Regions from separate parts of the Homo sapiens genome. Here region 2 is linked to region 1. The links are chromatin loops, found by intact Hi-C in ENCODE. Cell type or tissue: GM12878. All regions are shown on one strand. Links, peaks and the distances in the headings refer to the core of each region. The heading gives the core; the rest is flanking DNA.

Evidence for each region. Peaks named below come from ENCODE experiments on the same cell type or tissue, not always from the same donor. Only the 100,000 strongest peaks of a DNase experiment are listed, where the experiment ranks them.
Region 2: a loop joins it to region 1, with 5 times the contacts of the local background. A loop is called at or near these places in 80 of 110 quality-filtered maps.

What each region holds. Positions count from the first base shown.
Region 1 is chr14:22,565,334-22,574,225 of GRCh38, reverse strand. The region is part of intron 2 of DAD1 (defender against cell death 1); the gene reads left to right. Among named protein-coding and RNA genes, the nearest start is that of LINC02332, 13 kb to the right of the region's middle. RefSeq lists an enhancer at 3,210-3,932. In GM12878, for the core only: a CTCF peak has its summit at 3,783; a DNase peak (open chromatin) is centred at 3,805; H3K4me3 peaks cover 511 bases; H3K27ac peaks cover 1,112 bases.
Region 2 is chr14:22,639,282-22,649,781 of GRCh38, reverse strand. OR6J1 (olfactory receptor family 6 subfamily J member 1) reads left to right here and starts at 5,430. Exons shown (of 2, transcript NM_001348233.2): 1 at 5,430-5,684. In GM12878, for the core only: a CTCF peak has its summit at 5,614; no DNase peak of the experiment used is centred there.

The DNA.
Region 1 (8,892 bases), core at 2,533-5,032:
CCTTCCCTGGCCACATAGTTAAGTGTTTGCAGTGAAGTGCCCTAGTCTAGCGGTGTTCTTGGCCCCGTACTCCTTCCGGTATCCCATGTAGCTTACTGATGAATGCATGCAATCTTTGCCTTTGCATTGCAAAATGTAATGTTCTGGGTGGTAGAGAAAAGAGAACCTTAGGAGATCTCATCCTATTTGGGGGAAGGATATCCTAGGACCAACCTCTTCCTGTCACCACTTGGAAAGCTGTCATTTTTATACTAACCAGCAGAAATCTAGTATAAGAGTTAGAGCATCTATGTGCAAAGTGGATGCAATAATGTGGAAGTGACTATACTTCCTTTTCTGACATGAATTAGTCATTTACTTATAATATGTTACCTAAATCCTTTCCTTTGATACTGCCTCAAAAACAGTTCTGTTAGTTCAGGTAAGGTATCATTTTGGTAGTGGTAAGTTGACAGTGAGGTTTATTTCAGTGAAAAACTTTTTTTTTTTCTTTTCTGTTTTTTTTTTTTTTTTTTTGAGATGGAGTCTCGCTCTGTTACCCAGGCTGGAGTGCAGTGGTGCGATCTCGGCTCACTGCAGACTCCGCCTCCCGAGTTCATGCCATTCTCCTGCCTCAGCCTCCCGAGTAGCTGGGACTACAGGCGCCCGCCACCACGCCCGGCTAATTTTTTGTATTTTTAGTAGAGACGGAGTTTCACCGTGTTAGGATGATCTCGATCTCCTGACCTGGTGATCCGCCCGCCTTGGCCTCCCAACAGTGAAAAACTTTTAAGAACCACTTTGTTCTGTTATTTTAATACAATTTAACTCATTAGACACCTGATTAAGACTTGAGTTATCCTCTTCCTCCCTTCCTCCCTCCCCTTCTATGTGCCAGCCAATGTCTTGTTGTTGGGAATATAAACAATATTGTTGGCTGGGCGTGGTGGTTCATGCCTATAATCCCAGCACTTTCGGAAGGCGAGGTGGGCGATTGCTTGAGCTCAAGAATTTGAGACCAGCATGGGCAACATAGCAAGACCCTATCTCAATTAAAAAAAAAAACCCAAAAGTGTGGCTTCTGCCTTCAAGACATGTACAGTCTAGTAGGGGAGAATACGTAAACATAACAGTTAAAATACAGCCCATTTAGGGCCTCGCTATAGGTTTGAACAAAGTGCTGCAAAAATCCAGAGAAGAGAGCAGCTGTACCATCTGGGAGCAGGGACAGCAGATGAGTTATCTGAGCAATGGATAACAGCTATTGCTAGTTAAAATGAACTGTTACCAGTGGATAACCTTGAATGCAGGTAGAAAACTGACCCACCAACATTGACCTTCTCACGCTTGCAAATATGAGTAACCCTTGGGCTTCCTGATAGAGCCTTCTGGAAAGGTCATGTCTTCTGATTGCTTACTCTAGATTTCTGAAGTTCTTTTTTTCTAGATGAGTCATGGTGTGTACTTAGGAAGGGGACACAGCAAACATTTCAAGGATGTTTTCTAGGCTCAGGGAGATACCAAATCATGGAAAATTATTTCTTAGGGCTGTCATGATTGGAGGAAGACTCTACTGCAGAGAGCTTAGTATTTCAAAATTATGACAAAAGCAAAGACAAAAAAGCAGTCTCAGCAGAAACTGTGTACTGCAGACCATATTAACAACCTAGGACCACCTGCTCAGCTGGGAATTATGGGCCCAAAGCATAGCAAAATCCTCAATCCCAGATTGCAGTGTTAAATCTTTCTATGGAGAGTATGTTCATAGAAAAATCTTTCTCTCTGGGGGATTGCCCAGATTGTTTTTCATAGAGATCCTTCATTTGAATTATACTATACTGTCCTGCTCTCAGTTTTTAAAAATATACATTTATTTGCTCCTTTTATGTGCTTCTAACTCAGCTATATGTGCACTGTGCCACAGCACTTTAAAAATAGTTCCAAGTAAATTCTCAATATTTATACCAGCTCAGAAGGTAGAACAAAACAGATTGAATGTCTTTATATTTTCCAACTAAGTTGAGAGTTTGATATTAAAAAAAAAATTCTGTAATATAGCTGATCTTACATGAATTTGGGGGTGACAAACTCTAACCTACTCTGAAAGAGGCAGGTCAAAAGAAAATGGCATTGGGTTAAAAAAATAAACAATTCAAGGGGAAGTAAGGAAGTTAACAGATAATGAGTGCTCAGTGTGTGCTATGCTTTAAGTACTTCTTGTTCTATATCATTTTATTTTCAGAATAATTTCACGAGGATAGGCTTGCTGTTCTCATTTACAGATGAGGAACTGAAGTTGAGAGAGCCTGGCTAGGATGGCTGAGCACGGTGGCTGATGCCTGTAATCCCAGCATTTTGGGAGGCCGAGGTGGGTGGATCACCTGAGGTCAGGAGTTTGAGACCAGCCTGGCCAACATGGTGAAACCTCGTCTCTACTAAAAAGACAAAAATTAGCTGGGCGTGGTGGCCGGTGCCTGTAATCCCAGCTACTCGGGAGGCTAAGGCAGGAGAATCGTTTGAACCCATGAGGCGGAGGTTGCAGTGAGCCCGAATTGCACCATTGCACTCCAGCCTGGCAAGAGTAAGACTCTGTTTTCTAAAAAAAAAAAAAAAAAAAAAAAGAGCCCCTTGCTAGAAATCTTACAACTAATGTATCTATCCAGGTGATCAAGAAAGACTCAATATTTTTTATTTTTTAGACTATACAAATGAAAATACAAAAGCAAAAATTCTCCCAGTGAGCTTCTGACCCCCAGAAATCCATGCACACCTGAAATGATCAGTTTTTGTTGTGTAGGTGGCGGCATATTTTTGAATGAATCCATGACAGAAAGAAGCTCAGTGGATTTCAGTATTTAAAAATGTATATACTTTAGTTTTTTCCATGTTTGTTCTTCTGTGTTTCTTTGTGAAATTCTTTTTTTTTTTTTTTTGAGACAGAGTCTTACTGTCTTGCCCAGGCTAGAGTGCAGTGGTGCAGTCTTGGCTCACTGCAACCCTGCCTCCCGGGTTCAAGCAATTCTCCTGCCGCAGCCTCCCCGAGTAGCTGGGACTACAGGCACTTGCCCGGCTAGTTTTTGTATTTTTAGTAGAGATGGGGTTTCACTCTGTTGGCTAGGCTGGTGTTGAACTCCTGTCCTCGTGATCCACTCGCCTTGGCCTCCCAAAGTGCTGGGATTACAGGCGTGAGCCACTGCACCTGGCCTGTGAAACTCTTTTTTAAAAAAAAAAAAAAAAATCTCAGTCCATCTCAGGTGTTCTGAAGGGTAATGAGGAAAAGAAGGACAGAACTGTATTGGATCACAGTTTGAGAATTAAAGTTCCTGATGAATTGGGCCCTGGGTCAGAAGGAAGGGTGAACTGGGCCCAAAGGGACAAAACCTTGCTTGAAAATGTGCTCAGCTCCCAGGGAGATAGTTGCCAAATGCCTGTGCCTTGTTAGCATTGTTTTGTTTTTATAATGGAGACCATTCTCTCACAAGTCTTAAAAAATTCAGTGTTTGATCCTAGCTGGAACAAGGGGGCTACAGGGTTGGGCAGAACATTTTAAACTCTGACTGGCAGCACTGTTTACAAACATGAAATTATGTTGGCTTTTCGAATTCAGTTAAAGTATAGTAATCTAGAAAATTACCTCGGGAAGGGGAACTTGATGTTATTCTGTGGGCTTTGCTGCCACCTAGTGGATGGTATGTTTCATGTGTTGAGCGGCTACTACAAAACATGAGGAGTTGAGTTTGGGGGAAGAAGCTACTGATACCTGTGTTAAAAAACCTAGTTTCTTTCCAGTCATTGGGGGGCAGCAGAGGTCCAGGAGGGTTTAGATGCTGGGTTGGGGGTTGCTTTACATTCTGGCCAGAAGTGGGCAATGTCGAGTTAGGAACAAAAGGGCATAGAACCCTAAAGTGGCCCTAGATTTTGTTGTGTGGGGGAAGACCAAGACTGTGCACATAGACCCGCAGGTTTCCCGTTTGATTTCTTTTTTTCACCTCCTTAGTTTGAGAGCTTCTTTTTTTGGTTTGTTCTACGTCTTTTATTCTCAATGGTGACCTCCCACGCAATAATCTTTAATTTTTTGTTGGTGGAGGGGCCCATTTAGTTTTTATTTCATTTTCTCTTTGATATTTCCACCTTATATTGAATTAGGTCCTGCCGCCAAATAAGCTCTCTCAGAGGGAACTGTCCTACATTTGTAGGAAATCTGAGGTAGTCACATCATAACTTTTTTCAACTCATTTTTCTCTGTTTAGAAGGTGAGATTAATTATATATTTTTTTATGTGCTGGGGTCTCGCTACGTTGCCCAAGCTGGGAACTCCCTGGGGTCAAGTGATCCTCCTGCCTGAGGCTTCTGTGTAGCTGGACCTACAGGTGTGTCACAGTGCCTGGCTCTGAGATTAGTTCTTTACCTTTCATTCTTAAAACTTTGAATCTACTTATTTTATTTGCTAAAAAGTGCTAATTGATGACTTTACTTGTTTATTGAACTCTATTTTATATTTGGTGTATTTAAGGCTACCAAAGAAAAAAGAATATCGAAATAGATTTATATTTATGAATTTCATTGCTGCCCTAACTTACTGCCTTATTTTCTCCATCCTCCCAGCTTGGATGACTCCTATTCCAAGTCATTCCCACCCCTCAGGTTGCATAGGAGCCCTTAGTCTACTGCATTCCTCCAGTGCTGCACTTATCACATTGTTATGAAACTATTCATTCACTTTCTTCTCTCTCCCACTGGACTCAATTGTGAACAGTAACAGTGTGTGTTTGTTGAATGAGTGTATGAATGAATAAACCTTTTTTTTTTTTTTTGAGACGGAGTCTCGCTTTGTTGTCCAGGCTGTAGTGCAGTGGCATGATCTTGGCTCACTATAACCTCCGCCTCCTGGGTTTAAGCAGTTCTCCTGCCTCAGCCTCTTGAGTAGCTGGGACTACAAGTGTGTGCTCCCACGCCTGGCTAATTTTTGTATTTTTAGGAGAGACATGGTTTCACCATGTTGGCCAGTATGGTCTCTATCTTTTGACTTTGTGATCTGCCTACCTTAGCCTCCCAAAGTGCTGGAATTACAGGCATGAGCCACTGTGCCCGGCCAAATAAACACTTTTTAACTGCAAGAAAAAGTTATGTTATTAAGTTACTTGGATGCTAAAACATGGAAAGTGGTACGAAAGAAAAAAAGCCAAGGCAAAGATTCATAGGAGAGGCTGTGGGGTGGGGAAGAGCATGAGACAAGAAGTCAGAGGAGGGGCTGGTGCGGTGGCTTAGGCCTGTAATCCCAGCACTTGGGGAGGCCAAGGTGGGAGGATCGCTTGAGCCCAGGAGTTTGAGACCAGCATGGGTGATATAGCAAGACCTTGTCTCTACCAAAAATCAAAAGAATTAGAGGGGCGTGGTGGCGTGTGCCTGTGGTCCCAGCTACTCAGAAGGCTGAGGTGGAAGGATTGCTTGAGCGTGGGAGGTCACGGCTGCAGTGAACTGTGATCATGCCACTTGCACTCCAGCCTGAGTGACAGAGTGAGAACCTGTCTCAAAAAAAAAAAAAAAAAAATCAGAAGACTTGTATTGTAGGCTTTGCTCTGTTAACTAGTTGAATGGACAAATAAACTTACCTCTGAGCCTCAGTTTCTCTGTCTGTGTTGTGAGAGGATTGGTCTGGATGTTCATCAAAGTCTCTTGCCACTGTTAATGCCTCTCAGCATGATTCTTGATGGTTCTTTTGTGTTTGAGGAGGATTGTACTGTTTTTGTTGATCCTCATTTGGGCTTTGCTTTCTGTTTTCTCCTTAATCGTTGCTTTTTATTCATATTTTCAGATTCCCATTATCCATTTATAGGAGGCAGAAAGTTAAATGATTATAACAAGATGCACATATTTGTATGAAGCCTTTTACAAAAAGTAAACATTTGTAAAATGTCTTCTAGTTCCCACGTTAACAGGCTTGTAGGATTCACATACATTCCACATATACTTTTACATACATCAGCTCATGTGATCCTTCCTTCCTACCCAGTGATGTGGAGACAGACAAATAGTAGTATTCCTATTTTACACTTGAGGTAATTACACCTTGGTGAAACTTTAGTTGATGTATCCAGGCCCTGGAACTAATAAGTGACTGAGGGGGAACTGGATAACAGACATTTGGACTCTAAACCTTTATATTCCTTCCTGTTATGTTTAGGACTCTCAGATGATGGCTTTATATATATGTCATGTTAGAGGGTTTTCATTAAAAATATTAAACTTTTCTTTTTAAGAAATTTTTATTTATTTTAAATTTTCATCAGAGCCATCAGACTGGATTCTTTTCTTTTTTAAATGGGAAAAATTTGGCAGAGATTGATAGGAAAGGATGAAGGCCGGCTATCTCAAATGTTTCTGCATAGTTGGCCATACTTAATATGGTCCAGGAGAAATGGAGGAGAATGCAGGTCAGGAGACCTGACTTTGGCTAGGGAGGGTGATCCTGGACCAGCACTGTCCAACAGAGCTTTTTGCAGTGGGGAAACATTCAGGGTCTGCACCGCCCATTATGGTAACCACTAGCCACATGTGGTTATTGAACATTTGAAATGTGGCTAACAGACTGAAGAACTGAATTTTTAATTTAACTTTGACTAAGTTTAAATAGTCACCTGTGTCTAGTGGCTGTGGTGTTGGACAGCACAGCTCTGGACAGATTTGTCAACACTATCAGGTTACAGTTTTCTCATCTCTGTAATGAAAGGATTAAAGAAGCTGATCTCTAAAGCTCCTTTCATTTTTTAGAAATACACAGTCTGTGCCTTCTAAAACTGGTGATTCAAATTGAGCTGTAAACCTAGAATTTCTGCAGAATGGTCTTTGATTCACATTATTTCTAATTTCAGTTTTAATTGGGTGACTAGAATCCAGGATGAGATGAATTTGAAGGAAAATCAGTATTTGAACATATCTGCCCAGTGCTAGTGTCTGAATAGAGATATTGCTGGAGAAGAATACAGATTCCAAATAGAAATGACCCTGGCTGGCATTATCTTTTCTATCTCTACAGCGTCATTTTTAACAGTTCTTTGTGTTATGCCTTGCTTTCTTTTTAGATGATTAGAACAAACTGATTAAATGGCACTGTCTTCTGCCCAGGTGAAATAGACTGAAGTCACGCTAACTTTTCTCAGTAGGTGTCTTCATTTTGCATGTCTTGATATCAGGGGAGGAGATTTTATTAGTCAGTTTCCTGAAACCTTTATGCCCTGGTTAATAGTTGAAACCATTCTTCTTAGCTGTTGAGTAGTCAATTGTGTGAGCTAATATTTCAAAGAATCCTAGAACCTCTGCTTTTAGAATAGTGTCTGGTAAATAGATCTGCTTTAAAAGAGGGGAAGCAGATCTTTGTAAACAGAATTTTCTGAAAACCACTATCAAAGAGACTTACTCTCATGAGTCAATTTTTGCCTTTCACGTGGACTGGCCTCAGCATCTTAGATTTAAATGTTTTAATATAATAAAATCTTTAAACTTTGATTTTGTACTAAACTAGGATTTCTTTTATATTTCTAAAAGTGTCAAGGCTTTGTTCACTGAAAATGGCATTATGATCTAGTCCTCTCTCACCTTGGCCATTAGAAATGTAATGTAGCCAGGCATGGTGGCCTGTGATCCCAGCACTTTGGGAGGCTGGGGCGGGTGGATCACCTGAGGTCAGGAGTTCGAGACCAGCCTGACCAACATGGTGAAACCCCATCTCTACTAAAAATGCAAAAATTAGCTGGGTGTGGTGGCACACGCCTGTAATCCCAGCTACTCAGCAGGTTGAAGCAGAGAATCGCCTGAACCCGGGAGGCGGAGGTTGCGGTGACCCGAGATCACGCCATTGCACTCCAGCCTGGACAACAAGCACAAAACTCTGTCTTGAAAAAAAAAAAAGCTGTAATGTTATATTGGCTGATAGTCTATTGCCAGAGAGTTTGCTTTAAGAAATTTGATGGAATGAATAGGTGAGTTTGAATAGGTCTGTTTGGTTTTGTTTGGCACTGTGAACACCTTTTGCTTCCTGTTATTGCTCTTTCTTTTATACATTTCTTATAATACCACTGATTCAGGAATGTTCTGCAATTATGTAGCATTTCTGTAAATACCAGTGTTAGTGAAATAAAAGCATTCTGGCTGAAAGTCCAAAATCTCTCCTTTAAGTTCTGATGCCAGAATCTCCAGGTTACTTACTTGACCCAATATACCAAATAAGGTAGTGCCCTTTTTCCTCCTGGGGCAGCCCGGTTCTTCTGAAAGGTAGTATTTCCCAGCCTCTTTTGAGTCATGGTACACGTAGGAGATTGCAGTATTTTTATGGCACACTGGGAAAATCAGTTGCTTATAGCTGGAGACATTGGAGCCCCTAAGGCTGGAGGTCACTTTCCAACCAGAGCTGTGCTGGAGTCCAGTAGGTGGGAGGCTGTGCTTTGAGGGACTAAAGGAAGCCTGTATCTTGTGGTGAGGGTTCCACCTCACAAGTTACAGATCTCAGTTCCATTTGGCTCTAGCAGCAATGTGGCCACTTCTGTTGCGGTTACTCTTTCTTCACCTTTTTCTTGCCAAAAATAAACTTATCTTTAAATGAAAACTAAATTATTTCTTATATTTTGGTCCTTTGTTATAGCTGAGATTGGGAATTTTTCTTTCTTTCTTGAATCCTTACTTCCCTACCCTGCCTCCCCACCAATGGAAATCTGTGCTTCATAAGCATTTTAGATTCCAGAAAGCTCTTTAGGTTAAACTACAACCCTCTCACCTCAAAGAATTTGTGGGCCAGGGAAGTCAGTGACTTATGTGAAGTCTTGCGGCTAATTAATGGTAGAGCTGGAGTTAGGACACATGTCTCACAGTTCCTAGTTCGTTTTGCTTTGATGTGCTTGAAATTCAGTTTTGACATTA
Region 2 (10,500 bases), core at 4,314-6,813, 74 kb before region 1:
TGGGGAGGGGGAGATGGCTAATATAAAACATCAATTATATAGTGGAACTAGTACTTAAAAAAAAACCAACTTATGAATGACATCCTCATGAGAGTTGCTAGTACATCATAAAATTGTTGGTTGGGCCTAAAACATATTCATCCTTGTCGCCTATTATAATTAGCCAGTTGCCAGACCCATTACCATGCTCAAGTAAGGGAAGGCAGACATGAGAGTGGCTGGAGTTAAAGCAGAATAAGGTTGACAGCCTTAAACTTTCTGGAAGTATTGTCCTTGTACAGAAATTGTCCAAAGGTCATTGACCTTTAAAGTGAATTTTTGCCTTAATCTATAAATTTATAAATGTCATTTATGTTAAATAAATTTCTGTAGAGCAAAAGTTTGTTTGGATCTTAAAAATAACTTTCTGATTAGAAATGTGATGTATGAACACTATTTTCTTACTCATTGATACTTTGAATTTAAAAAACAGAGGCTTACTCAAGCTAGTTGACTAAAGTCTTGTGTGTATGTGAGTGTGTGTGTGTATGTGTAAGATTGTAGAAAGAATACATCAGGCAGTCTCTCATGGGCATCCAAGAGTAGGAACAAGGCACACAGGGATTGGAACAAGAAAGTCAGCAGCTCAGGCTGCCACCATCCTTTCCGGTGGGCCCGTGTTCCCTCAGTCATTACTTGTCTCTGAGTCTAAGCTACTGTTACACTTCTCTTTGAAACAAGGTCTCTACTATCACTGATGGTTTATTTGCTCCCCTATGACTTCAGCTTAGGAATCACTTTGGTTTGCTATGGCACCTACTCCAGCCCCAACTCTACACAACTTTTCAGAAAAGTACCCACCAGCGTCTTACTAATTAGTCTCTGTGTTTGTTAGAGCTCTTATGACTGCAGAAGACCATAATTCAAATGAACTTAAGAAAAACGGAGGATTTTTTGGCTTGTACAATCAGAAAGGATATTGTTGGCAGGCCTCAGGCATGACTGATCCAGTCATACACAACAGTGTCCAAATTCTATCTCTGTCTCTTAGCTGCATTTCCATTGGTGTGTTGTCCTCATGAATCCAGACAGCAGAAAGGCTCTCTCCGTGCAACAGTGGAAGGGTGAGGCTGGGTGTAGATCTACTGGCAGCTCAGGGTTACATCATCACAGCTTTTGAGCCCAGAGGAGAGAGCTTTTCCTAACTCTGCTCCAACATATGGATTCTAAAGGAGGGATTCCTGGCCTGCCTTGGGTTGGATGGTCACTCTTTGGATCAGTCACTGTGGTTGGGTGATGGATATTATAATAGATCGTGTTCCCTTTCATGAACTTTGGCTTTATATTGTGATATTATATAGTCCCATTAGAATCACATGGTTTGTGTAATGGAGAAGGAGCTGCTTCCCAAAAGGGAATGAGGTAGTGGTTAATAGAAGAAAATAAGAAAGAATGTTTAAAACAACAGGTGTCTATCATAGTTTCTGTGCCTCTTGGTTCAATTTCTTGAGGAAATCTGCTGCATTTATCCCCACCTTTGGCTTAGTTTCTCCTGGGTTGTTTGCCTACCTGTGACCCAATCGGATGGGTGGCCAACTCATATGTAGGAACACTGCAGTTAGGGCTCTGGGTGGGGAACACAATGATTGACCTATCTACCACAATAATATAAAAATAAGAAAGAATAGGCCAGGCGCGGTGGCTCACGCCTATAATCCCAGCACTTTGGGAGGCTGAGGTGGGCAGATCACGAGGTCAGGAGATCAAGACCATCCTGGCTAACACGGTGAAACCCCGTCTCTACTAAAAATACAAAAAATTAGCTGGGGGTGGTGGCGGGCGCCTGTAGTCCCAGCTACTCGGGAGGCTGAGGCAGAAGAATGGCGTGAACCCGGGAGGCGGAGCTTGCAGTGAGCCGAGATCGCGCCACTGCACTCCAGCCTGGGCGAAAGAGCAAGACTCTGTCTCAAAAAAAAAAAAAAAAAAAAAAAAAAGAAAGAATAGATCCCGGCATGCAGAAATAACCACAATTAATATTTTAGTTAATATACTTATATTCTTTTATCTATGCATTAATATATGTCTTTAAAAAATGGAATCAGCTGGGTATGGTGGCTCACACCTGTAATCCCAGCACTTTGGGAGGCAGAGGCGGGTGGATCACTTGAGGTCAGGAGTTTGAGACCAGCCTGGCCAAATGGCTAAACCTCCTCTCTACTAAAAATACAAAAGTTAGCTGGGCATGGTGGTGCATGCCTGTGCTCCCAGCAACTCAAGAGTCTGATGCATGAGAATCACTTGACCCTGGGAGGCAGAGGTTGCAGTGAGCTGAGATGGCACCACTGCACTCCAGCCTGGGTGACAGAACGACACTTGGTCTCAAAAAAAAGAGAGGCTGGGCGCGGTGGCTCACACCTGTAATCCCAGCACTTTGGGAGGCCAAGGTGGGTGCATTATCTGAGGTTGGGAGTTCGAGACCAGTTCTCCAGAGATGGAGAACCCTGTCTCTACTAAAAATACAAAATTAGTCAGGCATGGTGGCACATGCCCGTAATTCCACTACTCGGGAGGCTGAGGCAGAAGAATCACTTGAACCCAGGTGGCAGAGCCTGCGGTGAGCCGTGATCATGCCATTGCACTCCAGCCTGGGCAACAAGAATTAAACTCTGTCTCAAAAAAAAAAAAAAAAAGGATGATGTCATTTATACTATTTTGCAACACTCTTTTTACTTCATTATCTATTCTTCTACAATGTTTGTGACTTGAACTAGGGTAATGGGGATGGTGATAAGTGGTTGGATTTGACATATATATAAAGGTAGAGCCAGTGGGATTTGCTAATGAATTGGGTATGAGATGTGAGAAAAAGAAATTGCTGAAATTGTTAGATACTATTGCCTGTTCATGGGGGTATATGATGTGAGATTGAAATTAGAAGCTTTTTGGACTAAAATTCATATATACTGAGCAACTTTTGCTTTTCCAGTTAGGCATTATGGGGATTCAAAAATAATTTTATGAAAAAAATCCCTGTTCCCAAGGAACTTAAAAATCTGCCCAGAGGCTAAATAACCACAAATGAAATGATGAAATATATGGCAATAAAAATGAGTCACACACCACAACATGATTGAATTTCAAAACTATAAGGTTGAGAAAAAGATGTCAGACACAAAACAAGACCTATTAGATGATTTCATTTATATGAATTTCCAAAACAGGCAAAACTAATCCATGGTGTTAGAAATCAAGATAATGGTTACAGCTGGGATGTGGGGAGGGAGCTTGAGAAGGATTTCTGGGGTGCTAGTACCATTCTGTTTCTTCACCAGGGTGGTGGTTACATGAATGTGTTCACTTTATTGATAATTCATTGAGCTTATGATTTGTATACTTTTCTGTACATGTGTTATATTTAAATTAAAAAAGGTTAAAAACACTCCAGTTCTACACTGTGGATTCCTGATTCCAAGTGCAAGAAAAGGATATCTAAAGAGGGAGAACCTAGCTTAGGCTAGGAAAAGGGACAAGAGTAGGGCCTAGAGACTAGGCGGTGGAGAAGATGGTCCCAATGGTAGGACACTTGGGGCCCGAGTGTGCAGTAAGAAAGTGAGGGCCAGCGTGGGGCACAGTGAATAGAGTGGCTCAACCGAAGTAAAAGATGCGCAAGGTGATGTGTAAGACAGGAGCTGAGTCTGGGCGGTAATTCAAGGGAGACTGGGATTAGGGGGTCTTGAGTGCCAGGCTATGCAGTGTGGGACCTTTTGTTTCACATAGTGCAAGGTTACTGAAGCTTTGGCATATTGATCACAGTGTATTAGGATGTTGAAGAGGAGGGTCCTGGGTAAATGGAGTGGTAGGGATGGATGGAACTGTCACAGTGGGGCTGGAGAGGGGGTGGATGGAGGACTGTATGCTGTGAGGCTCTCTGAGATAGGCCTGGGGGTGTTGATCTTGGCTAGTGTTCTGTTCCCAGTTCTTGTTAGTGTAGATGTTTAGGTTTGCATCCTTTCCTAAGTGGGCCTCAGGGGCATCAGACTCAGGCTTGGTGTTCAGGGACAGCTTCGTAATGTGCCCCTGAGGAGTGCCCCATGTTTGGAGGTTTCTCAGAAAGTGCATGCTCTCACCTGAGCCAATCCCACCCCAACCCTCCCAAGTGGGGTCCAAACATGGGACCCTTCTAGAGTATGCCCCCTTCAGCCCTGACAGTGCAGAGTCTGTTTGCAGCAACGCAAGCCTCAGCGCCCAGCACGGAAGCCTGGGGCAGCTGTGTGGGCAGGATATGCTGGGGGCCAGCCCCCTCTACCTTATTTAGGCAAATGTGAGTATTTCTGAGTCCTCCCGCTGAATCCCTTCCAGCTTACTGACTCCTCTGTAGAGTGCAGATGGTGGAGGACAGGAAGTAGTTTCTTCATTTCCAGGAATCCTGGGCAACCGAAATTCCCATGTAGAGAAGCATCTTCCCTTTGTCTTCACACTTTGTAGCCAACCAGATATGCTGTCCAAGGGGAGAATAGTTGATTAAGGCAGAAGCATGGGCCTGATGAGATGTATTCCAGAGCCAGAAGGGACAGTATTCTTCCCTCTAGGGTGGGATGATCAATATCTCAGTAGGGACAAGGAAGATAAGGTTTGTTCTTTTCCAGTATTGCAGAATAGGAGGGGTTCTAGAAAATAAAGCAATATGGTGTTTTATGATTTCACACATCATATGAATTATCATACATTTGTTCTTCACGATCCTTGGCAATGATCGATTATCATATGAGTTATCTTATTTTCCGTTTTGTGCTTCTCAACCTCATGAGGAAGAGGAGGAAAAGAGCATTACCGCTGTTTGTCACATGAGGATTCATTTGCAGATAGTATGAAAATGGAGGCAATTTTTCCAGTCTCAAGAATGGTAAAAGGCACAGGTGGGACTTGAACCCAGACTCTTGGCTTCAAGTCCAGAGTTTTCTCATGCACCAGCTACCCCTCAACAGGATTTGACTATCCTGCAGTAACCCTAGAGGAAGTTTAGTCCTTGGGACGCTTGGCCTGCCAGTCTCTGAAAAAAATATGATGGGGATGGTGGTGGTGGTAGTGCACGTTGGGTTGAGGGGACAGAGGAAGAAGCAGGTTGATGGCTGTTGTCCATCAGGTAACACAGTGTTTCTTTTCCCATTTTCTCTGGAATCAAGAAGCACCCAGAAGACTGGGCTGAGCAGAAGACTGGAGAGGGTGCAGGAAAGATGGTAGCAGGAGAGGAGAATAAAGCACCATCCAGGAGCTTAGTGGAGAGTGCCCCTTTTCTCTCCCCAACTGGATCAGATTGTGTAGACAGTGTGGGAGGTGCAGCTGGTCAATGCTTAACCGAAGGTGATTTCCTCACACACTCAGGATTAGGGCAAGAGGATTTGTAGACCTCTCTATGCTGGAATGGATGTCATACCTTGTAACTTCCTCAGCAGTGTAAAAATCCAACATGTACCTTCCAGCTGTCTACAACACAAGTGCATGCTCGTCGGACAAGAGGTCACAGCTAAGGCAACAATCCACATGAGTTGGGAAGGGCTCATTTCACCTGTCAAACACTGCTGCTCTCATGTGGAATGCACTGTGGCTTTTTGGTCAAGATAATTACCGTGGAAGATCCTAGGTGGCAGCAAATCCCAGGTGAACAGACTGAGCCGTGGAGGTGGCATAAGGCAACCCTAGCCGAGGTGAGTGCAGACCAATCGTTTGGCATTTGGGGGCTGGCTGGGAGCAGCTGTTCCTGTTATAATCTCAGGTGTGTATCTTTGCCTTCATTAAGCTTCTTAATATTTCTGATGTGAGGAAATGATTTTCCAGTGGGTGCAGTTGCACCTTATGCAAAGATGTATTTTGAGAGTTAAATGAATTAAGTCTTGATCCCTCATCCTACCATTTCCAGATTTGGTGACCAAGTCCAAATTCATCCTCCATACTATTCTTCTAGATTTTACAGACTGTGCATATATCTACATTTAGTAACTGCTGTCTCTCTCTCTCTCTCTCTCTCTCTCTCTCTCTCTGTGTGTGTGTGTGTGTGTGTGTGTGTGTGTGTGTGTGTGTGTGTGTGTGTTTCTGCCATGCCAGGGGTCAGGGCTTCTTCTTGGGGCTGTGGCCTTTTCTCCTGCTACATTGGTTCTTTAAGATCCTTGGCAATGATCCATGCTATAACATAGATGAACCTTTACAAATATTATAGTAAGTGGCCTGCACCTGTAATCTCAGCACTTTGGGATGCTAAGACAGGAAGATCGCTTGAGCCCAGGAGTTCGAGACCAGCCTGGGCAATATGGCAAAACCCCTATCACTACAAAAAATACAAAAATTGGCCGGGCATGGTGGTGTGTGCCTGTAGTCCCAGTTACTTGGGAGTCTGAGGTGGGAGGATCACTTGAGCCTGGGAGGTCGAGGATGTAGTGAGTTATGATTGCACCACTGCACTCCAGCCTGGGTGACAGAGTGAGACCCTGTCTCAAAAAATAAAAAAAGTAAAATTATTTTCTAATTAAAAAAAAAATTAGGCTAGGCACGGTGGCTCACGCCTGTAATCCCAGCACTTTGGGAGGCCGAGGTGGATGGATCACTTGAAGTCAGGAGTTCGAGACCAGCCTGGCCAACATGGGGAAACCCTGTCTCTACTAAAAATACAAAAATCTGCTGGGCGTGGTGGCAGACGCCTGTAATCCCAGCTACTTGGGAGGCTGAGGCTGGAGAATCGCTTGAACCGGGGAGGCGGAGGTTGCAGTGACCAGAGATTGCACCATTGCACTCCAGCCTGGGTGACAAGAGTAAAACTCCATCTCAAAAAAAAAAAAAAATTATCCAGGTGTGATGGTGTGCACCTGTAGTCCTAGCTACTTGGGAGGCTGAGGCAGGAGGATCACTTGAGCCCAGGAGTTTGGGGCTGCAGTGAGCTATCTTCATGCCACTGCACTACAGCCTCACTGACAGAGCAGGACCCTGTCTCTAAAAAAAATTTAAAAATAAAAATAAAGAAAATATTATAGTAAGTGAAAGAAGCTAGATACAAAGGACCACATATGGTATGATTCATTTATATGAAATGTCCAGAATAGGCAAATCCATAGTCAGAAAGTAGAAAAATAGTTTCCAGGGAATGGAGGAGGGATCATTAAAATATCCTTAAATCTGCCAGGCATGGTGGCTTGTCCCTGTAATCCCAGCACTTTGGGAGGTCAAGGCGGGAAGATCATGAGGTCAGGAGTTGGAGACCAGCCTGACCAACACGGTGAAACCTCATCTCTACTACAAATACAAAAATTAGCTGGGCATGGTGGCACACGCCTGTAATCCCAGCTTACTCAGGAGGCTGAGGCAGGAGAATCGCTTGAACCCTGGAGGTGGAGGTTGCAGTGAGCTGAGCTCGTGCCACTGCACTCCAGCCTGGGTGACAGAGCGAGACTCCATCTCAAATATATATATATATATATATATATATATATATATATATATATTCTTAAGTTGATTGTGGTGATGGACACACAGTTTTGTGAATACACTAAAAGCTATTGAATTGTATATTTTAAATGGGTGGAATGTATGGTACTTGAGTTATATATCAATAAAGCTGTTAAGAAAGAAAAGATCCTTGGCAATGCAAATGTGGTGAGTTGTCTGGAGAGACTGTCCATGTGCCAAGGCTATAGGAAGGTAGGGCAGGTCGTGAGGACAGGTTCTGTGCAGGAGTGGCTGATGTTCTGACTCAGCTTAGATGGGCAGAGGTCAACTCAGTCCTCGGGATTTCTGCAGTCCTCTTCCTTTACTAGATTATTCTTGTTTTTCCTAGTCCAATCCATATTCTTCTTAGTCACTGGTAATTACGTGGCCTCTGCTATCCAGAGTCCTTCCTAGGTATAGAAGCCCTATTTGACCTTGTCCCTGGAATCTATCAGTTTTCCTGGTAGTTGGTTTGCTTTCCAGACTAATGGCCCAGGACAAATATCCATGAAAAAACTTTGCCGTCCCTTAATTTTTCCTCTGTTTCTGTGATTTTTCTGAAATCAGGTTTCTTCACATCTCTTTTAGACTGAAAGCTGTGCGAGGGCATGCAATTTTTTTTACCATCTCTGCAACCTTTCATCAATCGCAGGCCCCACAACATAGTTGGCACTCAATATGTGTTTGCTAATATACATTTTCAATCCAACTATGTATATATATATATATCCTTTTAGAATAATTTTCTTTCCTTCTTTCTTTTTTCTTTTTCTTTATTTCTTCCTTCCTTCTTTCTTTCCTTCTTTCTTCCCTCCCTCCTTTCTTTCCTCCCTCCCTCCTTCCTTCCTTCCTTTCTTTCTTTTTCTTTCTTTCTTTCTTTCTCTCTCTTTCATTCTTTCTTTCTTTCTCTTCCTTCCTTCCATCCTTCCTTTCTCTCTCTCTCTCTTTCTTTCTTCTCTCCCCCCTTTCTTTCTTTCTTCCCTCCCTCCCTCCTTTCTTCCTTCCTTCCTCTCTCTCTCTTTCCTCTCTGTCTCTCTTTCTTCTCTTTCTTCCTTCCTTCCTTTCTTTCTTTCTTTCTTTCTTTCTTTCTTTCTTTCTTTCTTTCTTTCTTTCTTTCTTATCTTTCTCTCCCTCTCTGTCTCTCTTTCTCTCTCTCTCTCTTTCTTTCTTCAGAGTCTCACTCTGTCACCTAGGCTGGAGTGCAGTGCTGTGTGATCATGGCTCACTGAAGCTCCTGGGCTCAGGTGATTCTCCCACCTTTGCTTCACAAGTAGCTGGGACAACAGCTGCATGGCACCATGCCTGGCTAATTTTTGTATTTTTCATAGAGGCAGAGTTTCACCATGTTGCCCAGGCTAGTCTCAAACTCCTGACCTTAAGTCATCCTCCCACCTCGGCCTTCCATAGTGCTGGGATTACACGCGTTAGCCACCATGCCCAGCTTAACTTCTTTTATATAAAAGGAATATTTGTTCATTGTAAAAAAAAATACTGAAAATATCAAGAAGAGGCTGGGTGTGGTGGCTCATGCCTATGATCCCAACACTTTGGGAAGTAGAGGCAGGAGAATCGCTTGAGCCCAGGAGTTTGAGACCAGCCTGGGCAACATAGTGAGATCCCATAGCTACGAAAAGTAATGGCAAAACCGCAATTACTTTTGCAACAACCTAATAGCTGGGCATGGTGGCATGCACCTGTGATCCCAGATTCTTGGGAGGCTGAGGTGGGAGGATCACTTGATCCAGGGAGGCTGAGTCTGAAGTGGGCTGTATGCTACCACTACTGCACTCCAGCCTGGGTGACAGAGTAAGACTTTGTCTCCAAAAAAAAAAAAAAAAAAAAAATACATTCTCACTGTTGGTTGAGCTGAAGTTTATTCATTTCTTTATTGTATATTCAACTCTGTGAGCATATCATGATTTATTCTCCTGTCTTTGGACACTGTTCCCTCCTTCTCTTTTTTCCCCCTTCCTTCCTCCTTTCCTCCCATCCCCTCTACCCTCCTCTCCTCTCCTCCCCTCTCCTCCCCTCCCTTCCCCCTTTCCTTCCTTCCTTCCTTCCTTCCTTCCTTGCTTCCTTCCTTCCTTCCATCCTTCCTTCCCTCCCTCCCTCCCTCCCTCCCTCTCTCTTTTCCCTCCCTCCCCCTCTCCCCCTTCCCTATACATATTCTTGTTTGTCTCCTGGGGCATATGTGCAAGTTTCTCTACCTAGGAGTAGAATTATTGGGTCACAGAGTATGTGAATGTTCATCTTTACAAGGTAATGACAAATTATTTTCCAAAGCAATTATATAAATTTATGCTCCCACTAGCAGTGTAAATTTTTTTTTTTTTTAAATTTATTTTTTTATTGATAATTCTTGGGTGTTTCTCACAGAGGAGGATTTGGCAGGGTCATGGGACAATAGTGGAGGGAAGGTCAGCAGATAAACAAGTGAACAAAGGTCTCTGGTTTTCCTAGGCAGAGGACCCTGCGGCCTTCCGCAGTGTTTGTGTCCCTGATTACTTGAGATTAGGGAGTGGTGATGACTCTTAAGGAGCATGCTGCCTTCAAGCATCTGTTTAACAAAGCACATCTTGCACCGCCCTTAATCCATTTAACCCTGAGTGGACACAGCACATGTTTCAGAGAGCACCGGGTTGGGGGTAAGGTCACAGATCAACAGGATCCCAAGGCAGAGGAATTTTTCTTAGTACAGAACAAAATGAAAAGTCTCCCATGTCTACTTCCTTCTACACAGACACGGCAACCATCCGATTTCTCAATCTTTTCCCCACCTTTCCCGCCTTTCTATTCCACAAAGCCGCCATTGTCATCCTGACCCGTTCTCAATGAGCTGTTGGGCACACCTCCCAGACGGGGTGGTGGCCGGGCAGAGGGGCTCCTCACTTCCCAGTAGGGGCGGCCGGGCAGAGGCGCCCCTCACCTCCCGGACGGGGCGGCTGGCCGGGCGGGGGGCTGACCCCCCCATCTCCCTCCCGGACGGGGTGGCTGGCCGGGCAGAGGGGCTCCTCACTTCCCAGTAGGGGCGGCCGGGCAGAGGCGCCC